Linked DNA regions of Homo sapiens: regions 1, 3, 4, 5, 6 and 7 are each linked to region 2. Evidence: chromatin loops called from intact Hi-C (ENCODE). Cell type or tissue: OCI-LY7. All regions are shown on one strand. Region 1 has its middle 15 kb from the start of SPIC. Region 2 overlaps GNPTAB (N-acetylglucosamine-1-phosphate transferase subunits alpha and beta). Region 3 has its middle 32 kb from the start of DRAM1-AS1. Region 4 has its middle 7.0 kb from the start of ARL1. Region 5 holds the start of GNPTAB (N-acetylglucosamine-1-phosphate transferase subunits alpha and beta). Region 6 overlaps DRAM1 (DNA damage regulated autophagy modulator 1). Region 7 overlaps LINC02456 (long intergenic non-protein coding RNA 2456).

Region 1 (4,000 bases), 280 kb after region 2:
CCATACTGTTCTCATGGTAGTGAATCAGTCTCACGAGATCTGGTGGTTTTAAAAAAGGGAGTTCCCTTGCACACTCTCTTTTCTGCCGCCATGTAAGACATGACTTCCGCCATGATTGTGAAGCCTCCCCAGCCATGTGGAACTGTGAGTCAATTAAACCTCTTTCCTTTATAAACTACCCAGTCTCGAGTATGTCTTTATTAGCAGCATGAGACTAATATAGTGCCTGTAGTTCACAATATGGTATTGTATTCCTAAAAATCTGTTAAGAGGGTAGATCTCATGTTAAGAGTTCTTTCTAGGCCGGGCATGGTGGCTCATGCCTGTAATCTCAGCACTTTGGGAGGCCAAGGCAGGCGTATCACCTGAGGTCAGGAGTTCGAGACCAGCCTGACCAACATGGCAAAACCTCATCTTTACTAAAAATACAAAAATTAGCTGGCCATGATGGTGGGCGCCTGTAATCCCAACTACTCAGTAGGCTGAGGCAGGAGAATCACTTGAATCCAGGAGGCAGAGGTTGCAGTCAGTCAAGATCACGCATTGCACCCTAGCCTGGGCAACAGAGTGAGACTGTCTCAAAAAAAAAAAAAAAAAAAAAAAGATTTCTTATTACTGGGACACCCCTGACCTACCTACCTTCCCTGACCCACCCTCCACACACAAAGGGACACAGGGAAACTTTTGGAGGTGGTGGATATGTTTATTTCCTTGATAGTGGTGATGGTATCATGGGTGTACACATATATCAAACTTATGAAATTGGATACACTAAATGTGCAGTTTTTATTGTATATCAATTATACTTCAATAAAGCTCTTAAAAAATAAATAAAATCAGGTCTACAAAAATAATAAAATAAAGGAAGCACTGACAGGAAGCACATGGAAGCAGAAGTTTAATGCATAATACCTGGGCCAAGAAAACTAGTAATGGGAAGCTGCCCACGGGATGCACAGTGAGTAGGTCAAGTTTGCTTCTCAGACCTCCAGCTCAGTGGAGAAGAGTTTAACTGAGCCATTCAACCAGATGAAAGTGACAAAATGGAGGATGGAGTGCCATACACTAGAGATTGAGGGGCCATGAATAAAACTAGGAAGTCTTCCTTCCTTGTCCTTAGCAGGTGGGTGCACATGCCATGGCAGGGAAGAATGACCCTGTTTGTAATAGGACATCATTTTTCATAATAGAGGAAGAGGGTTTTAATCTCTGAGCACTGGTATGAGCATGTCTTTATAAGGAGGAACCTGCTTACAGAAATGGGCTTTGGTCAGCGCTTTTTGCACTGAAGGCAGAGCCCAGGCTTCTGCCTGAGAGAAAGCAACTCTGTATAATCTAGGGAAGAGAGTTAGAACTGACTGGGAGCTTTGGGGAAGAATTGTCAAGATGAACCCCTCAAGCTGGCATTGGTTATAGGAGGAACTATGGGGAGAACTAAATGTTGATGGAATTGTATTAAGTTGTTGGCTGAATGATTTGTGTGATACACCCTTTTTACCCTTTCTCCTTTCTTTTTTTTATTATTTTTTTTCAAGTTCCCATTGTCCAGGGGTCATTTCCCCTTTCAATCTTTGGTAAAACTTATGTTTCTTTTTAACTTCACTGTTGTTGCTATTTTAAATAGAGATGGGGTCTCACTATGTTGTCTGGGCTGGTCTCAAACTCTTGGTCTCAAGTGATCCTCCTGCCTTGGCCTCCCAAAGTGCTATGATTATGGGTGTGAGCCATCACACCCAGCCAAAATTTATGTTTCTTACTAATGCTTTATAAGGCATTTTCTTTGTGGGGGCATGGGTGTAAATCTCAGTCCTGCTTTGAGATGAGCATGGATTGAAATAGACTACACTTGGAGACGGCCAATATCAAGTCCACCTTCCCTCAGTCACTCTGGATTGATCATGTCTTTTCCTCAGAGTCCCTGGGGAAGGTAGGGCACACAAGAGAGGGACATGAAGGAAAAGAGGACACTGGACATTCTACAGCTCCCAGAGATCAGGCCCAGGGAGCTCTTGGCCTGGACTGAAGATGGCCCATGTAGTCTGGAAAGTTTTCCTGCCTTGTGGTAATACAAATGACATATGCAGTCACCTGCCAAGCATGAAGAAAGAAAGCATTTATTTCCAGGGTTCTTTGTGAAATGTGGAGAATAAGCCATAGCTTTCAAGCTAGACTGCTTATATCCTGGTCCCTTCCTCAGTTTACTATTTGCTGGTATCTAGCCTTTATAAAGTCTTTTTATTTTCCTTCTCTAACTGTTCTAGCCTGTCTCCACTGGGCTAGTTCAAGGGAAGAGACCATGTGCCAGATAGATACCAGGGCAACAGCACCTCCCTATGGCTTCGTGGCAGGATAGCAAGAAATATTAGCACCTGGATCTACCTAAGAAAAACGTCAACCACGAAGGGGATTTGTAGGAGGTGTAAGCTTTAGATTTTTATTATCATTAAGGAAAGTGGCATTTTCCTTAGGCTGTCATCTGTTGAATGCCACATGGTTACAGATCATGAGTGGAAGTGCAGAGAAAATACAGACTCAAGATACCCACTAAAGTTTTTTTCTTTTTTATTGTAAATTGACTATTTATAATTGTATAGATTTATGGGTTCTGTAAAGAGAGAGTTGTGTGGGGAAAAAATTTATGGGGTACAAAATGATGTTATGATTTGTGAACGCCATATGAAATAATTCAGTCAAGCTAGTTAACATACCCATCACCTCAAATACTTAACTTTCTTTGAGGTAAGAACATTTGAAGTTTACTTAGCAATTTGAAATGTACAGCACTCTACTATTAACTATATTCACCATGCTGTGCAATAGAATGCACAAAAAGAGAAAACATATTCTCCCTGTTTGAAATTGTATACCCTTTGCTCATCACCTCCCCATCTCCCCCTCCTCCAGCTTCTGTCACCACAATTCTACTCTCCACTTCTATAAGTTCATTGTTTTAACTCCACATATAAATGAGAACATGTGGTATTTGTCTTTCTAGCCCTGACTTATTTCACTTAGCATAATGTTCTCCAATTTCATCAATGTTGTCACAAATTTCAGGATTTCCTTCCTTTTTTTTTTTGAGATGGAGTCTCACTCTGTCGCCCAGGCTGGAGTGCAGTAGTGCCATCTCAGCTCACTGAAACCTCTGCCTCCAAGGTTCAAGCCATTCTCCTGCCTCAGCCTCCCAAGTAGCTGAGATTACAGGCATGCATCATCACACCCAGCTAATTGTTGTATTTTTAGTAGAGATGGGGTTTCACCATGTTGGCCAGGCTGGTTTCAAACTCCTGACTTCAAGTGATCTGCCTGCCTTGATCTCCTAAAGTGTTGGAATTACAGGTGTGAGCCATTGCACCTGGCCAGAATGTCCTTCTTTTTAAAGGCTGAATAGTATTCCATCATGTATATGCAATACATTTTTTTAATCCATTCATCTGTTGATAGACAGAGATTGATTCCCTAACTTGGCTATTGTGCGTAGTGTTGCAATGAACATAGGAATGCAGATATCCCTTCCACAAACTGATTTCGAGTCTTTTGCATTAATACACTGAAGTGGGATTTCTAGATCATATAATTCTATTTTTAGTTTTTTTTCGGGGGGGGGTGGAATTTCCATACCATTTTCCATAATGGCTACACCAATTTACATTTCCACCAACAGTGTACAAGTGTTTCCTTTGCTCTACATCCTTACCAACACTTATCTTTTGTGTCTTCATTTGAAAACATTGTTTTGAAATAAAGTACAGGATGATTAAAAACATAATAATAAACATTTTAAGACGTTGTGACAGGTGAGAGATTATATCTTATTGTGGTTTTAATTTGCATTTCTCTAATGATTACAAGAAGAAAGAAAGAAAGAGAGAGAGAGAAAGAAAGAAAAGAAAGAAAGAAAACATAGGGGAAACATATAAGACATTGGTGTGGGTAGTGATATTTTGGATTTGATCCCGAAAGCATGGACAACAAAATTAAATATAGACAAATGGTATCA
Region 2 (4,000 bases):
GAATCACTTAAAGGCACTAATTTGGTTTTCAGTTGGTCTTAGCAGACGTGGGGTTTTTTTCCTAACAGATTTTTAATGATTTTAAATCAAATGAATCCAAAATGAAAGTAGATTACACCTTCTGAATTTGTAAGCACTTTAAAGTTGTTGGGAAAATAACTTCTAATAGGAAAGCCTTGTTATTTTGGATTTGCATGTTCTTCTAGACCAAATTTTCTCCACCTTTGCACCATTCACAGTTTAGACCTGTTGCCGCTATCCTTGGGGGACTGTCCTATGTATTGTAGGATGTTTAGCAGCATCCCAGGTCTCTGTCCTTCGGGAGTATTTGCAGATATGTGATTGTTTAGACAACTTGACGCAGCCTTTCTTTTTGGCATTGAAAAATGACCAGTTTGATATCATGATTTTTAACTAAGGCTTATCTTAAAATACTATTTTGTCTGCCTCAAAAGGATACCTTCTCTTTTGCACTCATTATTTTTGCTTGACTTAAAAACATGCATTCAAACTTACCTGTATTTGTTGGCTACTATTGTTTTTAAAGCCAATTTTTAAATATAGGCTACAATGCTGAGAACAGTAGAACGAACTGTTGAATATTCTCACTTATAATAAGCAATATCTTAAAGTGGCTCTATGTATTTTATATTAATATGCTCTAATCTTGCCTTGATAATCATTTATAGAATTTAAAAGTGAAGATTATTTACACTGCTTTTTCAATTCTTATATCTTGTGACTTGGTCAGTTATACTGAATTATACTGAATTTAATACTCCTGGGATTGTTTTATCATCCCTGTCCTATGTGATACACTGTACAAAATGTAAAATGTTAGATTTGCTTCCAATATATACTTACATATGTTCATATTATATCTAGAAGTTTGTGAAGTATCAAGCACTTGAAATCTGGTTTCCATATCTGTCATGCCATTGAAATTGGTCTCCATTGACCTACTAATTACACATTCCACTTAATTTTGTTTCTTGTCCCTTAATTTTGATGCTTGTTGTCTTTAGAAATATACCAGAATTAACATATTTTTCTGAATTAACATTTTTTTCTTGGGTTCTACAACACTGCTTCTCCTGACCATCATCTATATTGTCTTTCCTTGACTCAAATTGATCCACCAGTTGCTCAGTCGTTGTAGCCTACCCAGGCCCTGGCCTCAGCCACCATTTAGTTCTCCCTCTGTCTGTCTTCCCTTGCCTCATACTCCTACAAGTACCAGGTGTATCAGTCATGTTGTTCTAGATGATGCTGCTAGAACAAACATTCTGGAATCTCAATGGCTAAAAACAACAAAGCTTTATTTCTTAGTCATGCTACGTGTTGTTCACTGTGGGTCTGTAGGGAGTGGGTATAGAAGTTGTTCCCTTTTGCAGAAACTTATAATTTATGTAAATTTAAAATTTAAAATAAGATGCCATATATGGAGGCAGTTGCCCACAATTGCCCAAGCCACAAACTCCAGCCTTAGGCACAAACTACAGCTGCTCTTCCCACACTACCTTCTCTCTTCTGACAAAAGTAATGATGATGTCCAGGATTGGGGTGCCACCTAGTGGCTGTCAGAGGGTACTTCCCCACCCTTTTTACAGTGGCAGAAAATCTTTCTCATACATATAAATATTACCTTAACCTCATTAATCTTCATCTCTTTCCGAATTATTGTATAGTTACTATAGACAAACCTCTTCTTGCTCTTTTATGCATATATAATTAGAAACCAACCCTAGGCACTAAAAAGAATAGTTTTAGTGATATACCTTCTTATCAAACAAAGAGCCAACACAAGTTATGAAATTAAACTAGACACACCCCTTCTTCGAGGTTACGCCAAGCCAGTGCCTGGGCCTGAAACTGGCCTGCAGCCCCTCAGCTTCGCCCACTGCCTTCCGACCCTGGACCTTCGCAAAGTGAACGAGCTTCGGGACTTCGTGAAAATGTATAAGCAGGATCCGAGCATTCTGCATACCAAGGAAATGTGCTTTCTGAGGGAGCAGGTGGAGAGCATGGGGGGTGAAGTACCATGTGCTACTCAGAAAGCTATTATAAATCAGAAGAAAATATCAAGGAATTAAAAACAGGTAGTAAGAAGGTGGAGGAAAACATAAGCACAGACGAACTATCAAGTGAGGAAAGTGATCTAGAAATTGATAACGAAGCTGTGATTGAACCAGACACTGATTCCCCTCAAGAAATGGGAGATGGAGGTCAGGCCTGGTGGCTTACGCCTGTAATCCCAGCACTTTGGGAGGCCGAGGCGGGCAGATTGTATGTCAGGAGACCAGCCTGGCCAATGTGATGAAATCCTGCCTCTACTAAAAATACAAAAAATATTAGCTGGGCATGGTGGTGCTTGCCTGTAATCCCAGCTACTCGGGAGTCTGAGGCAGGAGAATCACTTGAACCCGGGAGATGGAGGTTGCAGTGAGCCGAGATCACATCACTGCACTCCAGCCTGCACGACAGAGTCAGACTCCGTCTCAAAAAATAGAAATAAAAATAAGTAAATAAATTGTTCTAGAATAGTGACTTTTTCTCTCCAGGGAGCCCTCAGAAATGCTTTGGGGGTGCTGTGAGAGGGAGGAAAGGGACAGGAAAGGCCAGAGGGTAGACAGGGACCCAGGCAGACTACTAATCCCCCTGTGTGGCCTGCCTCCCAGCACCCGGCACATATGCTGAGGCAAGTTGGTGACTCAGTGAGAACCAACTTAGTGAGTACTAAATATGTGCCAGGCACTCACTAAGTAAAAGAGGTGAAAGTGGTGAGTCAGGAAGACAGTTACATGCATCTGCAGGTGCTCACACATGCACCTGCACCTAATCTGTGAGAAGAGTTAATGGCCTACATCATAAGGGGAAAAGATATAAATGAAATTTCTAACTCTCACCTCTGGTGTTCTGGACTACATACGCTCAGGAAACTGCTTAGAAAATGAGCTAAGAATAGTCATGCAGCAAATAGAAGAGCTCAGAATAAGCTCATAATAAAATTTGTGTTTGCTTTGTTTTATAGATTGAGAAAGAAGACCGTAAGCTCTTTTAGAAGCACTAGTTCAGCAGAAGGATTTTACTGTCCTACATTTGTGGTTTTCAGGCCTCTCCCCTTTTCCTGAGTGATGAAAGCCTCTTCATAGGAAGTTGTGTGATACAGAGTCAGAACAGAAAACAGATAAAGAGTGGTGTGGACTTTCGTAGGGGTGGCAAAGCCTGTTTGTGGAACTTGATGTTTGTGATGTTCACGCTTAGATTTATGATTGCCCCAAAAGCTTTGCCCCAAAAGGTAGTTTTCCCATGGAAGCACTTCAGGCAGTCCTGCCGAAGGTGCTCCTCCCAGGCACGTGGCACAAAAGCTGTTCAGACACCCCACTAGCAGATGTACTTGTCACCAATTCCAGCAAGGTTAATTACATTGCAGATTTTTTGCCCAATATAAGCAGATTGGTAATATTCTAGAAGAAAAGTCACAGAACTGTTGGCCAGCAGGTGTACTTGCAAAGAAGTCAAAAATCATTTGAGCCAACATTGAAAAATTGGGGAGATTTCATACAACAGTTGGGGATTCTTGCCTCTCAGGAGATCTGGCAGCACTTGGTGCCATTGAGTGGTTGCAGCTCTCAGATGGCTCTGAGGTGTCCAGTTTGCCACTGCCTTTACCATTCCTTCTTGTTTTTAGACGCCTATTTTTTTAACATTCATTTGGGAAATGCATCTGGTCTGTGTAGGTCTTTTTGTTGTGTTTTGATATTGTCTTACCATTTCAAGATTAAAGATCAGGCCAGTTGCAGTGGCTCACGCCTGTAATCCCAGCACTTTGGGAGGCCAAGGCAGGTGGATCACCTGAGGTCAGGAGTTGGAGACCAGCGTGGCCAACATGGTGAAACCCTGTCTCTACTAAAAGTACAAAAGTTTGCCGGGCGTGATGATGCAGTCCTGTAGTCCCAGCTACTCAGGAGGCTGAGGCAGGAGAATCGCTTGAACCCGG
Region 3 (4,000 bases), 160 kb before region 2:
CTGAACAACACCCTGAATAGTGAAGCCATAGGTTGTGGTGCTTTGCCATGGTACATATTGCTACAGCATCCCCTTGACTGTTTCTCTACTGCACTATAAATATCTTGAGGGCAAAAACTCATCTTATTATTATATTCCTGGAGCCTAACATTGTACTACCCACAGTGACAATAAATGTGAATAGAGCAATAGATAAACGAGCAAACAGCCTGGAAGGCTAGAAGGAACCAGATCTGTGAGGAACCTCATAAGCCACACTAAGAAATTTGAAATGTATCATGACATTACAGGCAGATACTGAAAGGTCTGAAAAGGGTGATAGATCAAATGTTTATGTGCAGTGTGTAAGATACGTTGGAAAGGACCAAGATTGAAGTCAAGGAAACCGTAGCAAGCTACTACACTAGTCTAAGCAAATAATTTTGAAGGCCTGAACTAAGGCAGTAATAGCAGGGAGAATGTAATGGGAAGAGGATTCAAGACCATATGGACGGGTTGACCATACATCCCCATTTGCTTCAGACAGTTTACCCTGGGTATGATTATTAGTAGTGTCCCATTTGCCCCCCAAAATGCCCTAATTTGGATGATAATTATCTATTCATACTGTACATAGGAGCCTTTTCTTTTTTTTCTTTGAGACGGAGTCTCCCTCACTCTGTCGCCCAGGCTGGAGTGCAGTGGTGCAATCTCCGCTCAATGCAACCTCCGCCTCCAGGGTTCAAGTGATTTTCCTGCCTCAGCCTCCCGAGTAGTTGGGATTAGAGGTGTGTGCCACCACGACGGCTAATTTTTGTATTTTTAGTAGAGACAGGGTTTCACTATGTTGGCCAGGCTGGTCTTGAACTCCTGACCTCAAATGATCCACCGGAGTGGGCCTCCAAAAGTGCTGGGATTACAAGTGTGAGCCACCACACCCGGCCAGGAGACAATGTTAATAGAACATGGGGTGTGGGCTTTGAGCAAAGTGAGATGTCTAGGATAATGCTCATGTTTCTGCCCTGGGTGACCCAACAGATGGTAATATCATTGACCAACCTAGGCAATCCAGGAGACAAAGCAGTAGGAGAAGTTTCTCTTTAAAATAAAAATATTTAAGTTAAGGAGCCATTGCAAAGTATTAAGTAAATTTTGGTACACAGCATGACAAGAAATTTCAAAAGAAGCACAGATGGCTGAAGTTTGGAACACTGATGGAAGGTATCACCAAGTGAAAACATCCTCCCTCCCTGGCGCTCTGAATCAAATTAGTTTCAGAGCAATGTACTACATTAGGAAACCTTCCCTATGTGCTATTCAGACCAACTGCAGACGGGCTGTCACAAAGGCCAACGAATTCCGAGTTTTGTTTCTCACTCCTTATTCTCTTCCCTTCAAGTCATTGCTGTGAATGCTCCAAACAACTGGATCACAGTTGACTGCGGTCATTGAGACAGTCAATATAAAGATATACCAAGCCACGGCCAGGTTGAGTCTGAAGACCACATCGCTTGGTTCAACTGTCCTGAGTCAAAGGTCAGTAACACCAAAATGTTCCACCACATTTAAAAGCCTCATGACTCAAGATCCTTCCTAATCTCTACTCATATTTGCCAACATCTCAGCTTTTTTCTCCTGCCTACAACATTTCAACAAGTAGGTAATTATTTAATAAATCTCAGAACATACCTTTGCTTCTTCTGGCCAGAGACCTGGGGTTTTCCCGGTTTCAGTTTCAAGGTGGCTGTTATTTAAGGGTCCAAATGCAATCAAGCAGAAGAATAAATTCACCTGCTAGAGCCTTTTAAGAGAACTTTAAAACAAAACTGTAGCTTTTCAAGTATTAAAAGGAAATGAAAGACTGAACTAAGCTCAGTATTCATTTTAATATGCGTGTTAAAGGTTATGTTTGCAGCTGTCAAAGCACTGGCCAATTCTAAATACATCACTCTTCACCTTAAATCAGATGTCTTAGGTGGCACCCAGAACCTGCTACTCTGGGCTGACCCTGAGTAAAAGGATTGTTAAAGAAGGTGAAGTTAGTCTTCCAGGCTTTCCTGTCACTCATGCTGATATTAGCCTGATGAGCAAGGGAGAGCAAGAGAGCTGGAACCCAGGAGCCAGAGTCCTCACCACTTCCTGCTGCTGCTTCAGCTCCAAGAAGACTAACTTACATGCTGCTGATCTGATATCACATCCATACATGTGACAAGACTGAGGACTGAGGAAAACAACCCAATTCAAAAACGAACTGAACAGATGTTTCTCCAAAGAAGATATATAGGTGACCAATAAGCACATGAAAAAATGACCAACATCATTAATTCTTAGGGAAATGCAAACCAAAATACTATGAGATATCACCTCACACCCATTAGGAAGGCTACTAACCAAAAAAATGGAAAATATGTCAGGTGCTATGGTTTGTGCCTGTAATCCCAGCTACTTTAGAGGCTGAGGCATGAGGATCTCTTGAGCCAAGGAATTGGAGGCCAGCGTGGGTAACATACCAAGACCCTCAAATCTCAAATAAATAAATAAATAGGAAAAAACAAATGTTGGCGAGGATGTGAAGAAATTAGAATCCTTGTGCACTGTTGGTGGGACTGTAAAATGGTACAGCTGCTATGGAAAACAGTATGGTGGTTCCTCAAAAAATTAAAAATAGAATTTCCATATGATCCAGCAATCCCACTTCTTGGTATATACCCAGAAGAATTTAAAGCAGGGTCTCAAAGAAATATTTGTACACACATGTTTGTAGCAGCATTATTCACAATGTGGAAGCAACTGAAGTGTCCATCAACAGATGATTGGTAAACAAAGTGGGTATAAATGTACAATGGAATCTTACTAAGCCTTAATATGGAAAAAATTCCAACACATGCTACAACATGGATGGTGCTGAGACATTACGCTAAATGAAATAAGCCAGTCACAAAAAGAGAAATGCTGTATGATTCCACTTATATGAGGTATCTAGAATAGTCAAAATCATAGAGCCAGAAAGTAGAATAATGGTTGCCAGGGGCTGGGGCAAGAGGGAATCAGGAGTTATTGTTCAATGGGCACAGAGTTTCAGTTTTACAAGATGAAGAGGGTTCTGGAGATGGATGGTGGTGATGGTTGCACAACATTATGAATGTATTCAAAACCACTGAACTGCACACTTAAAAATGGCTACGACGGCCAGGCGTGCGTGGTGGTGGCTCACGCCTATAATCCTAACACTTTGGGAGGCCCAGACAAAAGGATCTCTTGAGTCCAGGAGTTTGAGGCCAGCCTAGGCAACATAGTGAGACCCTATCGCTACAAAAAATACAAAAATTAGCCAAGCACGGTGGTGCACACCTGTAGTCCCAGCTACTTGGGAGGCTGAGGTGGGAGGATCACTTGAGCCCAGAGGTTGAGGCTGCAGTGAGCCAAGATCACACCACTGCACTCCAGTCTGGGTGGCAGAGTGAGATCTGTCTCAAAAAAAAAAAATCACCAAGATGATAAAATTTATGTTATATTTTACCACAGTAAAGTAATAATAATGGTCACCAAGAGTGTTCAAACATAATAATAAAATGATAATAGTAATAAATTAAAATAACTTTTTTAAAAAGTGAGCACTGAGGACTTCTTTTACCCAGCCCTGTGATAGCCTAGATGGTCCTTTCCCTGGGCCTCACCATGACTTCTCCTTTGGGAAGTCCAGACAGACGGACGACAACCCCCAGTCCCTCTTACCGCACCATCCAGAAGCAAAAGATACCAGGAGTTGAGAGTCATAAGAACCCACACCTCACAGCCACCAGAGCCTGAATCGTACTGAAAGCCTGCTGCACCCTGTCTCACTGCGCAGTGGAATCCTTGGCCTCTTCAGTGCTCCTCCTCAGGCTGTGGTGGTTGCAGGAGAACTGATATGGCTTGGCTATGTCCCCACCTAAAATCTCATCTTGAATTGTAATAATCCCCACGTGTCAAGGGGGGCCCAGGTGGAGATAATTGAATCATGAGGGCGGTTTCCCCCATA
Region 4 (4,000 bases), 360 kb after region 2:
AGAGCACTGGACTTCAACAAAATTAAAAACTTTTGGCCAGGCGCGGTGGCTCGAGCCTGTAATCCCAGCATTTTGGGAGGCCGAGACAGGTGGATCATGAGGTCAGGAGATCGAGACCATCCTGGCTAACACGGTGAAACCCTGTCTCTACTAAAAATATAAAAAAATTAGCTGGGCGTGGTGGCAGGCGCCTGTAGTCCCAGCTACTCAGGAGGCTGAGGCAGGAGAATGGCATGAACCCAGGAGGCGGAGCTTGCAGTGAGCAGAGATTGTGCCACTGCACTCCAGCCTGGGCGACAGAGCAAGACTGCATCTCAAACAAACAAACAAAAATTAAAAACGTTTGTGTGTCAAAGGGCATGCTCAACAAAGTGAAAAAACTCACAGAATGGGAGAAAATATTTGTAAATCATAAATCTGATAAGGATCTAGTACACAGAATATATAAAGAACTTTTACAACTCAACAATAGAAAAATAATCCAACTAAAAGATGGTCAAAAGACGTGAATAGACATTTCTCCAAAGAAGATATATGTATGTCCAATAAACATGTGAAAAGATTTTCAAAATCATTAGTTTTTATCAGCAAAATTCAAATCAAAACCACGATGCAAACCACCTGCTAGGATGGCTATAATTTAAAAAGTGGAAAATAAGTGATGGTGAGAATGTGGAAAAAACAGAACCCAGATGCATTGCTGGTGTGAATGTAAAATGGCATAGCCACCATGGGAAATAGTTTGGTAGTTCTTCAAAAAGTTAAACATACATATGACCCACCAATTCCACTCCTAGGTATATACCCAAGAGAACTGAAAACATATGTACCCACAAAAACTTGTGCAGAGATGTTAATAGCATCTTTATTCAAATAGCCAAAAAGTGAAAACAACCCAATGTCCACTAACTTATGAATGGATAAACAAATTGTGGTATGTTCATATAACAGAATATTATTCAGCCATAAAAAGGAATGACATATTGATACATGCTACAATATGGATGAACCTTGAAAACATTATGCCAAATAAGCCAAACACAAAAGAACAAATACTGTATGATCCTACTTATATGAACTACCTAGATTAGGCAAATTCATAGAGAAAGAAAGTAGATTAGAGGTTACCAGAGGCAGGAATTTGGGGCAAGGACTAGAGAATTATTACTTAATGGGTATAGACTTTCTATTCAGGGTGCTGAAAATGTTCTGGTATTAGATAGTGGTGACAGTTGCAAACCTTGTGAATCTACTAAAAACCACTGAATTGTACATTTAAAAATGGTGAGTTATGGTATGCGAATTGTATCTTAATTGAAAAAATAACAACCTTTAGTCTAAAGAGAAATTCTGCTTTGTTGGCAAAATACATGTCATTAAAAGGAAACATGTTTGAAACACACTATACACATCCTAATTTGGGAAACTCAACACACCTACTTATGATCTCAAATTGCTCCTAAATTTAAAATACAATTATAAATATACATAGTTATAAGCCCTTATGAAGCCTATATTATACTTATATATTTATACTTATTATGGGTTTCTTCTTTGTAGAATAAAATCTGAACAACAGAATGTAACTTCCAATAGGCAATGGAACACACATAAATGCTAAGTTCTTTGGAAACTACAGCAAATACTTGAGGCATAGGTATGTATTTGAAAAGAAATTTATGAAATGTATAGATCATGGCTCAGTTACAAAAGACATCATAATTTAGTTATTCCAGGCCAAGTTAAATTATCAAATTTGCTGTCCTGGCTTTGTTGTCTAGTTTGTTTTTACTTCTTTATGTGTAATTGAGGTGGCTGAAATTGAGGATTTTTCTAGCTTTAAAATTCTGAGCTTATTTGATCTTATTGTGACTTATAGTCAAAGGAGTTTTTGAATTATTTTATTTGCTTGAACTGCATTAAAACATTCACATTTTAAAATTTAGTGATTCCTGGACTATAAGATCTGAAAAGGATGAAACTGCCCTCTCAGCTTTTAGTAAACTGACCAATTGACCTGATTCTAGTAGGAATTAGTCTGAAACAACACCACCACCTGGTGGCTTCTCTTCAAATATCACAATTTCCTTGAAGATGACGGTTTGGCTTCTTGTATCAAATTAGGACAAGTGCTTCAGTTACGACTATCTTAGGAAACAAGTTTAATCATATTGCAGAATATATGCTTAAGAACTAAACTAATATTTAGGGCCTTGGCCTCAAAAACTTATTTTGTAATTTAAATATTTGTTTAATGGCCATGTACAGGAACAAAATAGTGAACAAATAGACAAAAATACTTGCATTCATAGATCTTACATTCTAGTGAATGTAAGACAATAAATAATCAGCATAATAAGCAAGTAAATTATAATCTGGTGAGAAGTATTAAAACATCAGGCTAAGGGTAGGTTGCAATTTTTTTTAAAATTATACTTTAAGTTCTAGGGTACATGTGCACAAGGTGCAGGTTTGTTACATATGTATACATGTGCCATGTTGGTGTGCTGCACCCATTAACTCGTCATTTGCATTAGGTATATCTCCTAATGCTATCCCTCCACCCTCCCCTCACCCCACTACAGGTCTCGGCGTGTGATGTTCCCCTTCCTGTGTCCAAGTGTTCTCATTGTTCAATTCCCACCTATGAGTGAGAACATGTGGTGTTTGGTTTATTGTCCTTGTGATAGTTGGCTGAGAATGATGGTTTCCAGCTGCATCCATGTCCCTACAAAGGACATGAACTCATCCTTTTTTATGGTTGCATAGTATTCCATGGTGTGTATGTGCCTCATTTTCTTAATCCAGTCTATCATTGATGGAGATTTGGGTTGGTTCCAAGTCTTTGCTATTGTGAGTAGTGCTGCAATAAACATACGTGTGCATGTGTCTTTATAGCAGCACGATTTATAATCCTTTGGGTATATACCCAGTAATGGGATGGCTGGGTCAAACGGTATTTCTAGTTCTAGATCCTTGAGGAATCACCACACTGTCTTCCACAATGGTTGTACTAGTTTACAGTCCCACCAACAGTGTAAAATTGTTCCTATTTCTCCACATCCTCTCCAGCACCTGTTGTTTCCTGACTTTTTAATGATTGCCATTCTAACTGGTGTGAGATCATTGTGCTTTTGATTTGCATTTCTCTGATGGCCAGTGATGATGAGCATTTTTTCATGTGTCTTTTAGCTGCATAAATATCTTCTTTTGAGAAGTGTCTGTTCATATCCTTTGCCCACTTTTTGATGGGGTTGTTTGTTTTTTTCTTGTAAATTTGTTTGAGTTCTTTGTAGATCCTGGATATTAGCCCTTTGTCAGATGAGTAGATTGCAAAAATTTTCTCCCATTCTGTAGGTTGTCTGTTCACTCTGATGGTAGTTTCTTTTGCTGTGCAGAAGCTCTTTAGTTTAATTAGATCCCATTTGTCAATTTTGGCTTTTGTTGCCATTGCTTTTGGTGTTTTAGACATGAAGTCCTTGCCCATGCCTATGTCCTGAATGGTATTGCCTAGGTTTTTTTCTAGGGCTTTTATGGTTTTAGGTCTAACATTTAAGTCTTTAATCCATTTTGAATTAATTTTTGTATAAGGTGTAAGGAAGGGATCCAGTTTCAGCTTTCTACATATGGCTAGCTAGTTTTCCCAGCACCATTTATTAAATAGGGAATCCTTTACCCATTTCTTGTTTTTTTCAGGTTTGTCAAAGATCAGATGGTTGTAGATGTGTGGTATTATTTCTGAGGGCTCTGTTCTGTATCATTGGTCTATATCTCTGTTTTGGTACCAGTATCATGCTGTTTTGGTTAATGTAGCCTTGTAGTATAGTTGAAGTCAGGTAGCATGATGCCTCCAGCTTTGTTCTTTTGGCTTAGGATTGACTTGGCAACGCGGGCTCTTTTTTGGTTCCATATGAACTTTAAAGTAGTTTTTTCCAATTCTGTGAGGAAAGTCATTGGTAGCTTCATGGGGATGGCATTGAATCTATAAATTACCTTGGGC
Region 5 (4,000 bases), 58 kb before region 2:
CGGCTGACCGCAACCTCTGCCTCCCGGGTTCAAGTGATTCTCCTGCCTCAGCTTCCTGAGTAGCTGGGATTACAGGCATGTGCCACCATGCCCTGCTAATTTTGTATTTTTAGTAGAGATGGGGTTTCTCCATGTTGGTCAGGCTGGTCTCAGACTCCTGACCTCAGGTGATCCACTCGCCTCAGCCTCCCAAAGTGCTGGGATTATAGGCGTGAGCCACCGTGCCCAGCCTAATGCAATATTTTTAAAAAATCAAAATTAATGGTTGGGCGCAGTGGCTCATGCTTGTAATCCTAGCACTTTGGGAGGTCAAGGCAGGTGAATCACTTGAGGTCAGGAGTTCAAGACCAGCCTGACCAAGATGCTGAAACCCCATCTCTACTAAAAATGCAAAAATTAGCCGGGGGTGGTGGCATGTGCCTGTAATCCCAGCTACTCAGGAGGCTGAGTCAGGAGAATTGCTTGAAGCCAGGAGGCGGATGTTGCAGTGAGCTGAGATCACGCCACTGCAACCCAGCCTGGGCAACAGAGCAAGACTCTGTCTCAAAAAAAAAAAAAAAACCCAAAAAACAAAAAAAACAAAAAACATTACTGAAGAATATCCATGAAAAGCAAAACACCCAAACTTTATGTTTTATTTTACGTTTTAAATTTTTTTTTTATTTTAATAGGAACAGGGTCTGTTACCCAGGCTGGTCTCAAACTTCTGGGCTCCCAGACTCCTGGGCTCAAGCTATCCTCCCACATTGACCTCCCAAAGTATTGGGATTACATGCATGAGCCACCACACCCAGCCCCGATATCAAAACTATAAACAAAGACAGAATCTCACTCCAAACTTGCATGACTCATTTCACAGTACCTTCCCCTAATCTTGGCCCTGTTCTACAGCCTAAGTACCTGGTTCAAATCTCAATTCTGTCATTTACTATTTGTGTGATGTTAGATAGTTACTTTTTTTCATCACAGTTTCTTGATCTGTAGAATGGGGATAATAATGGTATCTCCATTATAAGATTATTGTGAGGATTAGATGAGCTGGGCACATGGCAGATGCTACATAAATGTTGGCCATTATCCTGAGAGTCCTGTTGAGTGGCAGATGTTTTTATATCTGTTACCATGCTTTTTTACCCCTTCTGATTAAGTCCTCAGATCTGTTATCATGCTTGAAAAGACCTCAGAACTATATGTGTCTTGTACAACTGCAATAATCTTTTGCCATGTACATATAGCATATATCAATCATCTTTTTTAAAAGAAGGATTAAAAGAAGTGACTGCAAAGTGTAAAAAATCTTGCCTTGGATTGGAGTGAAGCTAACCCCTTTTGCAAGTCTGTTAATTCCACCTGACCATCAAACTGAGGGTGCGAATTTGAGTATTTCCTGAAGCTGGTTCCCAAGATATTTTTAAAAATGCTTTGAATGATGGCAACATTAGATAAGTGTATTGTTTCCCAGGGTGACTAGGAAAAAAATCTTATTGACTAGGGTGCATTGGGATTAAGAAAAAGATCTCCCTTTCGTAAATCAGAGGCACCAAGGAAAGGATCTCGTGGGAAAAACCTGCTGTCAAAGTCGGATTACCTGGCCACCCCTGAGCTGGTTCCCCTCCAGTTCATCGCATGATTTCTATCATAACAACTCTTGTATTTAGTGGTTTACATGTTTATCTCCCCCACTAGACTCTCTGAGAACAGTAGCCAGGTCTAGTTCATTTTTGAATACCTGACACCAAGCACTATGCCACCTAACAGGCACAAATTACATATTTAACGACTAAATGAATGAACGAAATTCGGTTTTGGCAGATTTAACCCAAAGGTTTCCTCTTTCAAACAATATAGTTGGGGGTTGGAGGAAAGGAGCCACATACAGCATCTCCTTTTAGCACTCTGCAGAGAATGCTAAGTGCAGAGAAGGTTTTATGCACAAAAATATTCATGGCATTATAGTACCGTCTATGGCACAGTCTCGACGCAGGGGGCAGTTTTCTCTTGGTCGCCTGCCCAACCGGGTAAGTGGATCCCAGCTCAGCTCCGCCCCTCCCAGCCCAGCCCTCAGGGCCCGCTGCGCAAGCGCAGGTGGGGAGGGCGCGCACCTTCCCTATGCCCCTCCGTCCTCCAGGTGGCGCTGGAGACCCCGCCGCCGCCGCAGCCGCCTCTCGCCCGGCCAGACCCGGGCGGCGCCGGCCGCCTCGCCGGCCGCAGGTCCGCCTCCGCCGCGCCGAGGGCGTGGGCTCCCGGCTCCCGGAAGCGGCGGCCGCGGCGCGGAGCCGAGCGGGCGTCCGTCGCCGGAGCTGCAATGAGCGGCGCCCGGAGGCTGTGACCTGCGCGCGGCGGCCCGACCGGGGCCCCTGAATGGCGGCTCGCTGAGGCGGCGGCGGCGGCGGCGGCGGCTCAGGCTCCTCGGGGCGTGGCGTGGCGGTGAAGGGGTGATGCTGTTCAAGCTCCTGCAGAGACAGACCTATACCTGCCTGTCCCACAGGTATGGGCTCTACGTGTGCTTCTTGGGCGTCGTTGTCACCATCGTCTCCGCCTTCCAGTTCGGAGAGGTGAGTAGCGGCGCCGCAGCCTGGACCGGGCGCCTCGACCCTGCACTGCCCTCGCCGTGCCCCGCGATGCCCCGATACAGTATGTATTTTTTCATTATTAGAGACGGGGTTTTGCCATGTTGCCCAGGCTGGTCTCGAACTCCTGAGCTCAGGCGATCGCCCTGTCTCGGCGTCCCCGAGTGCTGGGATTACAGGCGTGAGCCACCGCTCCCGGCCAAATACAGTATTCTTTATCATAAACGTGTGCAGAGACTATGAGCAAGTCAGAACTGGAAAAAGGCATGTATGTGATTTTAGATATTGCTCCCTCGCCCACCGTTTTTTAAAAATAGAGACGGAGGTCTCCCTATGTTGCCCAGGTTGGTCTGGAAGTCCTGGGCTCAAGTGATCCTCCCTTCTTGGCTTTCTAAAGTGCTGGGGTTACAGGCATGAGCTACCGCACCTGGCCCAAGAAAGCCACTTTTAGCAACGGGGAGGAAAGCTGTATTTTTAAGTGGTTTGAAATCTGTTCCTTAGTTTTAGTTTTTTTCTTTTTCTTTTTTTTTTTTTTTTTTGGTAGGAGGTTACAAAAGGTTTTAAAATTTAACAGAGTAGTTTTTAGAAATGCCACAGTATACATTTGCTTGAAGTCTTTACCCATGCTGGATTGTAAGCTCCGTAAGAGAAGGTGCTGTCTGTAAATACTGTAACCCTGGCCCAAGCACAGTGCCAGGTACTGCCAGAGAATGCAGTGCAAGTGTTTGTTTAATGGCTAAATTATATGGCATGAATTCTGAGCATGTACTTTTTTAGTAGTTCTTGGTTCTAGAGGCTGGGAAAAAATGTCTTACCATAAGGGTGAGAAAGCTCCAGATTTGTAAGTGTGAAATATGTACTTAATATTATAGTACTTGCTCGTCTTTGTTTCATGTGTTGCAACTTAATGTATCTGTGTGTAGTTAGGTGCCTTATTGCTTTTGTGTGATTTTTTTGGCCTTGATTAATTTTGAGTTAACTGTTTATTAAGTCCCATGCAGTGTGAAGATGACTTAAAGGCATCAGGTGTTAGAATTCTTCATTTTATTTTATTTTTTTGAGACAGAGTCTTGCTCTGTTGCCCAGGCTGGAATGCAGTGGCTCCATCTCGGCTCATTGCAACCTCTACCTCTCAGGTTCAAGAAATTCTCCTACCTCAGCCTCCTGAGTAGCTGGGACTACAGGCGCGTACCACCATGCACAGCTAATTTTTGTATTTTTAGTAGAGATGGAGTTTCACTATGTTGGCCAGGCTGGTCTCAAACTTCTGACCTCAAGTGATCTGCCTGCCTTGGCCTCCCAAAGTGTTGGGATTACAGGTGTAAGCCACCGCACCTGGCCCGAATTTTTCATTTTATATCCTTTTCTTTTTGCTTTCATTCCATGCTTGGCTGTTTACCAAAAGAGAGACATTTTGTTGCAGTCCTGAA
Region 6 (4,000 bases), 140 kb before region 2:
AAAATAAAACCAAAGGCCACTGTCCATTCACAGATCGCACTCACTACGTGATATACATAATCCTAATGCAATAATAAAGAAACAGAATTTAGCCGAAAAAGACTCACTTTAATGTACATACTGAAATACAATGAGGAGTTTCAACCAAAGGAAAAAGCTGTCCAGTGAGCATAAGTCAGAACTTTGAGGATATACGGTAAGCACAACCACGTTACTAAGTGTCAGGGCACCTGCCCACTGAGAATGCGAAGGCAGGTATTCCAAAGTTCTTTCTGGCTCGCACAAACTCTTGTTTTAAGATTTAGTTTGTCACTTCAAAAGGTAGACTAAGGACTGCAAAATGGCTGAGACTGGGAAGCAAATTTGGACTCAACAGAAGAAAGAAATTTCCATACAAGGCATGACTTGGTCTCGCTCTGCTGAGAATCCCTAAGTGTAAGGCTATGCTTAACAAGCACTCTCGCAGTTGTTCCAAAGAAAGTGTGTACACATCTAGATGAACTTGGCCAACTAGTCCCCTAGGTTTCGTGTTTCCCTGTTTATATAGAAATGATCATTCAGGAAATAGTTCTGCTTAACATCCCAAGGTAAATACAGCTACAAAGAAAATGCTAATAATGGACATCCACATGTTAACTGTATATCTTCTTGGAGGCAAGAATGGGAGAATGGAAGCCAAGGAGAATGGCTTCAATCAGATGTTCCAAACTCAGTTGCCTATGGAGGCCAGAAAATTAACAATAATAAATAAAACTGATGGTTGTGAAAAGAGAGGGAAGTTAGGGAGCCCACGCCTCATCAGCTCAATTCCATGGGAAAATAATACACTAGTGTTGCTTTCAAAGGGGTTTAAAAAAACAAAACCGTGTGTGTGTGTGTGTGTGTGCGTGTGTGTGTCTGTGTGTCTGTGGATGTGTCTGTGTGTGATATCTCCTGATTTTTCAGTGCTGGAAACTAATTTTAAAACTCTGTTGCAATGGCTCACACCTGTAATCTCAGCACTTTGGAAGGCTGAGGCAGGAGGATCACTTGAGCCCAGGAGTTTGAGACCAGCCTGGGCAACATAACGAGACAAAAAAAAATTAGCTGGGTGGGGTGGCCTGCGCCTGCAGTCCCAGCTACTTGGGAGGCTGAACTGGGAGGATCACTTGAGCCTGGGGGATAGAGGTTGCAGTGAACCATGATTGCGTCACTCTACTCCAACCTGGGTGACAGAGCAAGACTCTGTCTCAAAAATAATAATAATAATAATAAAATAAAAATAAATAAAACTCTGAGTCAAATATGCATGTCTGCATTCTGATGTTAGCTCACATGCCAAATGAGGCCTGGGGACTGTCAGTGTGCCCCCTCTGATTTCCTACGTCACTTTCTGCTCTGCTGAAATGAGCAACTACCCCTAACTCCCTACACCCCCATGCCTTCTGAAGCTGCATACATGGGCTGCTCTGCCCTTGGCATGTGCTGTTGAGGGCTGAGCCCACTGCTCTTCTACCCCAAACTGCTGTAGGCTACAAGGGTAAGTAAATGTGCTGGATCACAGGGCAGCTCCATGGTGACAGTTGTTTTCTTTGATCCTGTTTTCATCCAGACAGATCGAGTGGAGGCACACCAAGCCCTCCGAGCGTCACTCTTCACTCTCCTTGTCATGGTCACACTCACCCACTGTTTTCATGCTAGGTCACACCGAGGAGGACCTGACCAGCCTACAGTAGGAGATACAGAACAGAGGCTTCCTCCTTCTGGTACCAGTACCAGGGGACCTGCCACATCCCGTATCATCCCTGAACAAGGAAGATGGCTTCTAAAAATAAAGGCAGAACTTTGGGGGGAATTTCTTAAGCATGATATTAGTGAAAGTACATGGAACCAAGAGTCCTGAATGCAGGCAAAGCCCTAATATCCTTGCTATGTGAAATGAGACAGTGACATTATAATTCTCACCTCCCCCTACCAAGTAAGTCACTGCATATAAATGTGCTGTGAAAGCTGTAAAGCACTACACAGAAGTTTGAGGCAGTACCTAAATGATTATTCAGTGAATTAATGTAAAGGGAAATTTTTTTACATCCTTTGATATTAGGAACAGAAGGAAATGCAAGAGTGGCGCAGTCATTTATGGAGTGAATAGAAAACCATGTGCTTTTCACATTTTTAAGATAGAAAGTGGAATATAACAGATTTTTAACTGCCTGGGAATATACTTCGATAAGCCCTTCCCAGCAGCGGGTTTGTGATAGAAGGTCTCCCCCGAGTGGCTGAAAAGTAAAGTACACCTGAACTGCTCCGCTATGCGGTCTCACTTTCAGAAAGAGGTTCTCTCCAACGGAAAGAGGAACTGAACCCCCTTCGCATGATGGGGCTAATTCCCCATATATAAGAAAGAAAAAAACCTGCCTTTTGCCTAGGTCTAACCTATTGACGAATTTGACCATTTTAAGGTTAGATTTTAAAGAAGGCTTTTTTTTTTTTTTTTGAGATGGAGTCTCACTCTTGTTGCACAGGCTGGAGTGCATTGGCATGATCTCGGCTCATTGCAGCCTCCAGCTCTCCAACTCCTGGGTACAAGCAATTCTCCTGCCTCAGCCTCCCAAGTAGCTGGGACTACAGGTGTGTGCCACTACACCAAAAATTTTTTTTTTTTTTAGTACAGACAGGGTTTCGCCATATTGGCCAGGCTAGTTTTGAACTCTAGCCTCAAGTGATCCACCCGCCTTGGCCTCCCAAAGTGTTGGAATTACAGGCCTGAGCCACCGCACCCGGCCAAGAAGCACTTTTTGATCTCCTGTCTGGATCATTCTCTTCCTCACCATCTTCTGTCTCTCTCTTGTCTTGGCAGGCTTCCATTACCTGCCAGAGTTCTCCATATTGGGAAATCCTGCTGTCTCCTCTAGCCACCCTGGTGTTCCTCCTTTACCTCTTACCTCCAGTCCAGAACAGGACTCAATAAACATTTGGTTGATAGCTGAATGAAAGAACCATCCCTCTCACTATTTAACTTCTTGCCATTGGCTTCTAACCTCGGCGTTTTACTGAAACTACTTTTTGACAAACATCACTGACTCCCTTATTGCCCAAATTGAGGGACTTCATTCCTAAAGGCTATTCAGCTGCATATGCCATAGTTAGCCATTTCCCTTGCCTTTGAAAAATGTCCTTTAGTCTCTGGGATCGTATCTCCTCTCATTCCATCGTTAGGATTAATTGCTATTGCTTCTGCATTTCCACAATGTGTTGTCTGAAGTCCAGTTCAGCATTTTTTTATTCTTCAAAGTATTACATTTAGCCATTGACAACTGGCTGTTTGCCCCTCTGAACTATAAAATCCCTCAGGATCCTCTATCCCATGGCCACCCTGCCCTCTATAATCTTTCACAGTCTTGCATGTGGTAGGGACTCATCAATGAGGTCTACCATACAGCACAAGTCTAGTTCTTCTCTCTGGTCCATGATCCCTTTACTTCTCCTTTGCTGGAGGTATTCTTCCACCTGATCCTTGGGGGAAAGAATCCTCTGTCTCTCACTAACTCTCTTCTTTCCTGGGGCATCCTTGATTCTCCTATAAGGCGTCTAGATGAACCACTACTACAGGTATCTAACAGGATGGGTTGATCTCAATGTCAAACATTTGGTTCCATGTGTTCTGATGCTTGGTCCAAAATGTCCTGGTCTACCCCATACTCTAACAACTCTACCCTACACTCTGACGACTCCCAGTCCCACCAGAAGTCTAGGCCCACCGGAGTGCAAGTGATCCTTCCACCTCAGCTTCCCAAGTAGCTGGGACTACAGGCGCATGCCACAACGTCTGGCTAATTTTTGTAGAGGCAGGATCTTACTGTGTTACCCTGACTGGTCTTCATCTCCTGGACTCAAGCAATCCTCCTGCCTCAGCCTCCCAAAGTGCTGGGATTACAGGCATGAACCACAGCACCTGGCCTAGGCCCATGTTTCTAACCTCGATATCTCATCATATCCTCAGAATCATCAACTCTAACCA
Region 7 (4,000 bases), 710 kb before region 2:
TACAGGCTTGAGCCACAGCACCCAGACAGGACAAGATACTATTTTGAAGGGTATGTGCTTCCCAGGTAGAGCATTACAAAGGGCTCTTCTGGATGCAGCATCCCCGCTGCAATTGAGTGTCCTAACTTCTGTTTATAAAGGGGACCCCAACAGGAAGCACCCTGAGAAGTTTCCCCAGTTAGCCACCTTGAGGTAAAAGATTGAGTCTGGGGCTCCATGCCCTGCTTTCACGGAGCATAATAAAACTTCCTTAATCAGCCCACATGAAGTATGTGATGCTCTGATGAACCTGCATTCCTAGAGAGTTCACTGCTCCCCAGAAACAAGATCTTGCCTCAACTCTTACAGTGAAAAATCTTTATCAAGTGTAATCATTAAAATCTACCTCCCAAAGTATAAACACTGCAATTAAGCTTTACAAATGGAATATCTGGAAAGGTGAATAGATGATCAATAGGTACCTCAGTTCTTACCCAGGCCTGCCTCTTGTGGGCCTAGGCTCTGATGTAACCCACGTCTGCTATTACATATTTACCTTGAGGCACTGTGCCATTCCCAGAGTTAATCACAGACTTAGTTACACACAAATCTTTGTGTACAAGGGAACATGAGGAAATTAAGACTGTTTTCAAGTCATCCAACTGTGTGAAGGAGGCTACTGACGGGGAGTGGGAGGTAAAAGGGTTCCACAGGTAGGACTCTGAGCTCACAGCCACAGCCTCATCTCCCACATCCCCCCATCACTGTGAACTTTCTCATGCCTACGTAAGTTTGCTCATGCTGTTCCCTCTGCCTGGAATAGCCTTTATCATTGTTTTTCCATCTTGGTGGTGAATTCATGCTTCAAGGCCTAACTCAGATGCTTTTCTGTCTGCCAACCCCTCTTCAACATTTCCAGTCTCTATGAAAGACTGAAGTGAAAAATGAGTGAGCTTAATGGAGATCAAAATTATCTAGAAATGTAATTAATGCATTTATATGGTGGCATCTTTTTATGTAGAGGGTCTTTGTTCCCTGTCTTTATGTTGTGGCTATGTATTTGTTTTTCTAACACAATGACATGTTATTGTAGTGATTTCCAAACATCAGGGTTTCAAACACCACCTACAATTGTGTGTCATAACGGTCGGCCACCTGTCAAATTATTTACTTACTTTAAATATATATGTTTTTCTTGACTTGATGTTCTTAAGACTTATATACATACATTTTAAAACTAAACTTTAAAATATCTTTTTTAAATATAGCATCATTTGCCTTAAATAGAAGTTTTGCTTAAAAGCAAATTCCATAAAAACAAAATAGGAACTTCTGTCTGGAAAGATTTTGGACTTGAGATTCACTTTTTGGTTGTTAAAACGAGAGGTTTTTGCAACACAAAGGATAAATGTTTGAGGGGATGGATACCCAATTCTCCATGATGTGTTTATTTCACATTTCATGCCTGTATCAAAATATCTCACGTGTCCCATAAATATATATACCTACTACATACCCACAAAAATTAAAAATTAAATTAAAAAATAAAATAAAGAGAGACTAATGAGTGCTAGGGAAGCACTGAAGACAGACTAGCGCCAAACTGAGACTTTCTCCTTTGGAGATTCAGGATCAGAAAGGGAATTGTAAATGGAATCATCTCTATACTTAAGTGATTCTTTAACGCCACGTCTTTGACCAGGGGTGTTATAACCCACATTTTGAAAACTAACATGATAGAAATACTGCAGAACAGACAAGGAGACTGGGTTTGAATTCTATTTTGTGAGCACCTAAATTTGTCTTGCTTCTCGAGAAGTCATTTTTCTATCCTCCAACAGCCCCTCTTCCTGGTCTTATTTTTCTTATAAAATGAGGAGGTTGGTTATTTTACTCTTAAAGAGTTTGTGCAATTTTTATATTTTACCTTTATCATCATTTGTTTTCCAGACTTGCATTCATTCAACAAAATGTTTTGAGCTCATGCACCCGGAGTTAAGTGCTGGGAATATGGCCATGAGGAATCCATCCATGCCCTGATGAAGTTTATGATCTTTCTTTCCCCCTTATCAATCTTCCCCTTTTTAAACTACAGTGAGTTGAACATCTATCTTACTTATTTCAAAAGACTTAATAAAACTAAAGATAAGTGTAGCTTAAAATGTATTTAAATCCAGAGCTTTCAAAAAAAAAACCCACTCCTGCCAGAACGCATCCACGGTCAAGAGTGCAGTGGCAGTTTCTCAGAAGTCCACTAGAGGGCGCGCACATTTTTTTATTCCCCAAGAAAGCATTTATGTGGGTCCTGCCCCTGAAGTTTGGCGTTGGTGTCTCTTTTCCCCACATTTTATGCAACGTGGGGCAAGCGTGACGAGTCCTCAAGTTCTCTCACTCCACCAACCCATCCTTACCCCATGCCGTGACTTCTCCTCTGCCATAACGAAGAATTACTTTGCTCACACAACCACAACAGTTTCGTTTCTGTTTCCAGTATTTGCCCTTTTGACATTTTAGAAGAAATAAGATCCAAGTTTGATGTTGAAAAGAAAGCATTGATTTCTTTAGTGAGAGGATTTCTCCTCCCTATTTCTGTTTTCCCTAGTCGTGGGCGAAACACTTCTTTAAGGAGTTAGAGCAGCTCCTTTGAGCAAATCTTCCTGGGGAATCACAGGAATCTTTCTGAGCAGATGTTTTGGAGCTGACATTAGGCCCCTTGCTCGGCAGCATGTTGAGTTTTTGAGGCCCTGTCTTTCCTCTGAGTTTTATATTCTGAATTGACAAGTTCTTGACCTCCAACATTAGTTTGAGCAACCCATGACCAACCCTCCTCACAAACCATGATCCAAAAGAAACATCCAATAGTTTCCCCCAAGTTCTTTGCCTGGTGGTTGCCCTAGAACCTTAAGCCTCACCCTTTATTTGATTCCAAAATTCCCTTACCTCCAAATGTCCATTCTGAGCTTTCCTTGGGAGTAAGCAAAGACATTCATGAAATAAATTGTAAATATGCCCTATTGTACATGGATATGAAATTACCTTTTGGATGAACGCCTCTCCAGTTAACACAGGAAAGACTGGGAACATGGCTTGAGAAGAAAAAAAAAGTTGGGGGGAAGACAGGGAGGGCCTCCTTGCCCACCCCACCCCTGCTTTCTGTGTACCTTAGCCAGCTCACCCTTTAAGGAAATGAACAATTTTTTCTGTGTGTGTGCGAAAGGTGTCAGAAGTTTTCTGAGGCTGTAGCTTTATGCAAATATGCTACTCAAGAAGAAGGCTTTAGGGGAGAGTTATTTATATCCCACAGGCATTACACATGCAAAAGGTGAAACTGTGAATCTCTGAATTTCCAGGAGTGGATGTTCTTATGATAAGCACATCCTTGCGGTTAGCTATTTTGGTGGCCATATCTCACTGTCAGATTTTTGCAGGCAGGAGACTACATAATCATTCCATACTTTTATAATGACCCTAGATGTTTCTCTCCAATGGGACTTCATAACCTGAACTCCTCTTGGGCTTTAGATTTACTACTACCTTGGATTTGTAGTAATAGGTGCATTCATTTCTTTTACTCCTAAACAGGTACATCACTTAGCCATTAAAAAGTAATCTGGTGGCATGTTTATTGCTCTTTCATTTTCATATTGACTCCTGGAATTAGCCAAGAAAATGACCTTTTCTCTAGGAATTATTGCCCTGATCCATTGCTGGCTCACCCTGTCCAAAAATATAGACCATTCTCCAAATTGAAATATACATTAATCACCTCAGGAAATTGCTTCCCCCATTGGAAACTGATAGCTCTCATTGGAATGTTTCCAAAGCACAGCTGATGACAATTACGACTCACTGAAATTTCAGTTTTCTTTGATTGTGACATAAAAACTAGGACATAAATTAAAACCTAATTATCCTTTAAGGGTAATTGGGGTTACAAAACCGAGAGACTGTGAGTCAGTGTGTCAATATCGCTGGAGTACAGCATCTGTCCCCAAAACAGCCTTTCATATGAAATGCTTGT

What was found. A loop is a pair of places that touch in the nucleus more often than their neighbours do. Peaks named below come from ENCODE experiments on the same cell type or tissue, not always from the same donor. Only the 100,000 strongest peaks of a DNase experiment are listed, where the experiment ranks them.
Region 1: a loop joins it to region 2, with 9 times the contacts of the local background. A loop is called at or near these places in 10 of 110 quality-filtered maps.
Region 3: it touches region 2 in a loop (8-fold over the local background); 9 of 110 quality-filtered maps call a loop at or near these places.
Region 4: a loop joins it to region 2, with 7 times the contacts of the local background. A loop is called at or near these places in 35 of 110 quality-filtered maps.
Region 5: it touches region 2 in a loop (7-fold over the local background); 102 of 110 quality-filtered maps call a loop at or near these places.
Region 6: a loop joins it to region 2, with 5 times the contacts of the local background. A loop is called at or near these places in 12 of 110 quality-filtered maps.
Region 7: a loop joins it to region 2, with 6 times the contacts of the local background. A loop is called at or near these places in 8 of 110 quality-filtered maps.

The regions. Positions count from the first base shown.
Region 1 is chr12:101,488,802-101,492,801 of GRCh38, reverse strand. No RefSeq gene overlaps it. Among named protein-coding and RNA genes, the nearest start is that of SPIC, 15 kb to the right of the region's middle. In OCI-LY7, CTCF peaks have their summits at 2,121 and 2,332; a DNase peak (open chromatin) is centred at 2,331.
Region 2 is chr12:101,771,335-101,775,334 of GRCh38, reverse strand. All of the region lies in intron 7 of GNPTAB (N-acetylglucosamine-1-phosphate transferase subunits alpha and beta), which reads left to right. It also overlaps the pseudogene ST13P22. Among named protein-coding and RNA genes, the nearest start is that of SYCP3, 34 kb to the right of the region's middle. In OCI-LY7, CTCF peaks have their summits at 1,386 and 1,588 (motif pointing left); DNase peaks (open chromatin) are centred at 1,554 and 2,804; H3K4me3 peaks cover 2,051 bases; H3K27ac peaks cover 2,383 bases.
Region 3 is chr12:101,929,779-101,933,778 of GRCh38, reverse strand. No RefSeq gene overlaps it. Among named protein-coding and RNA genes, the nearest start is that of DRAM1-AS1, 32 kb to the left of the region's middle. RefSeq lists enhancers at 1,639-1,748, 2,109-2,228, 3,048-3,127 and a silencer at 3,338-3,387. In OCI-LY7, no CTCF peak of the experiment used is centred here; DNase peaks (open chromatin) are centred at 1,298 and 1,868; H3K4me3 peaks cover 1,958 bases; H3K27ac peaks cover 2,218 bases.
Region 4 is chr12:101,412,781-101,416,780 of GRCh38, reverse strand. No RefSeq gene overlaps it. Among named protein-coding and RNA genes, the nearest start is that of ARL1, 7.0 kb to the right of the region's middle. In OCI-LY7, CTCF peaks have their summits at 1,829 and 2,049 (motif pointing left); a DNase peak (open chromatin) is centred at 2,060.
Region 5 is chr12:101,829,114-101,833,113 of GRCh38, reverse strand. GNPTAB (N-acetylglucosamine-1-phosphate transferase subunits alpha and beta) reads left to right here and starts at 2,155. Exons shown (of 21, transcript NM_024312.5): 1 at 2,155-2,555. The coding sequence starts at 2,439. RefSeq lists silencers at 1,973-2,372, 2,729-3,023. In OCI-LY7, a CTCF peak has its summit at 1,972; DNase peaks (open chromatin) are centred at 2,053, 2,773, 2,983 and 3,243; H3K4me3 peaks cover 2,334 bases; H3K27ac peaks cover 1,735 bases.
Region 6 is chr12:101,916,171-101,920,170 of GRCh38, reverse strand. It overlaps DRAM1 (DNA damage regulated autophagy modulator 1), which reads right to left. Exons shown (of 7, transcript NM_018370.3): 6 at 1-62. Among named protein-coding and RNA genes, the nearest start is that of DRAM1, 41 kb to the right of the region's middle. In OCI-LY7, a CTCF peak has its summit at 2,244; a DNase peak (open chromatin) is centred at 2,310.
Region 7 is chr12:102,482,904-102,486,903 of GRCh38, reverse strand. It overlaps LINC02456 (long intergenic non-protein coding RNA 2456), which reads right to left. Exons shown (of 13, transcript XR_007063427.1): 11 at 3,016-4,000. Among named protein-coding and RNA genes, the nearest start is that of IGF1, 4.3 kb to the right of the region's middle. RefSeq lists enhancers at 2,460-2,519, 3,052-3,111. In OCI-LY7, CTCF peaks have their summits at 1,997 and 2,196 (motif pointing right); a DNase peak (open chromatin) is centred at 2,263.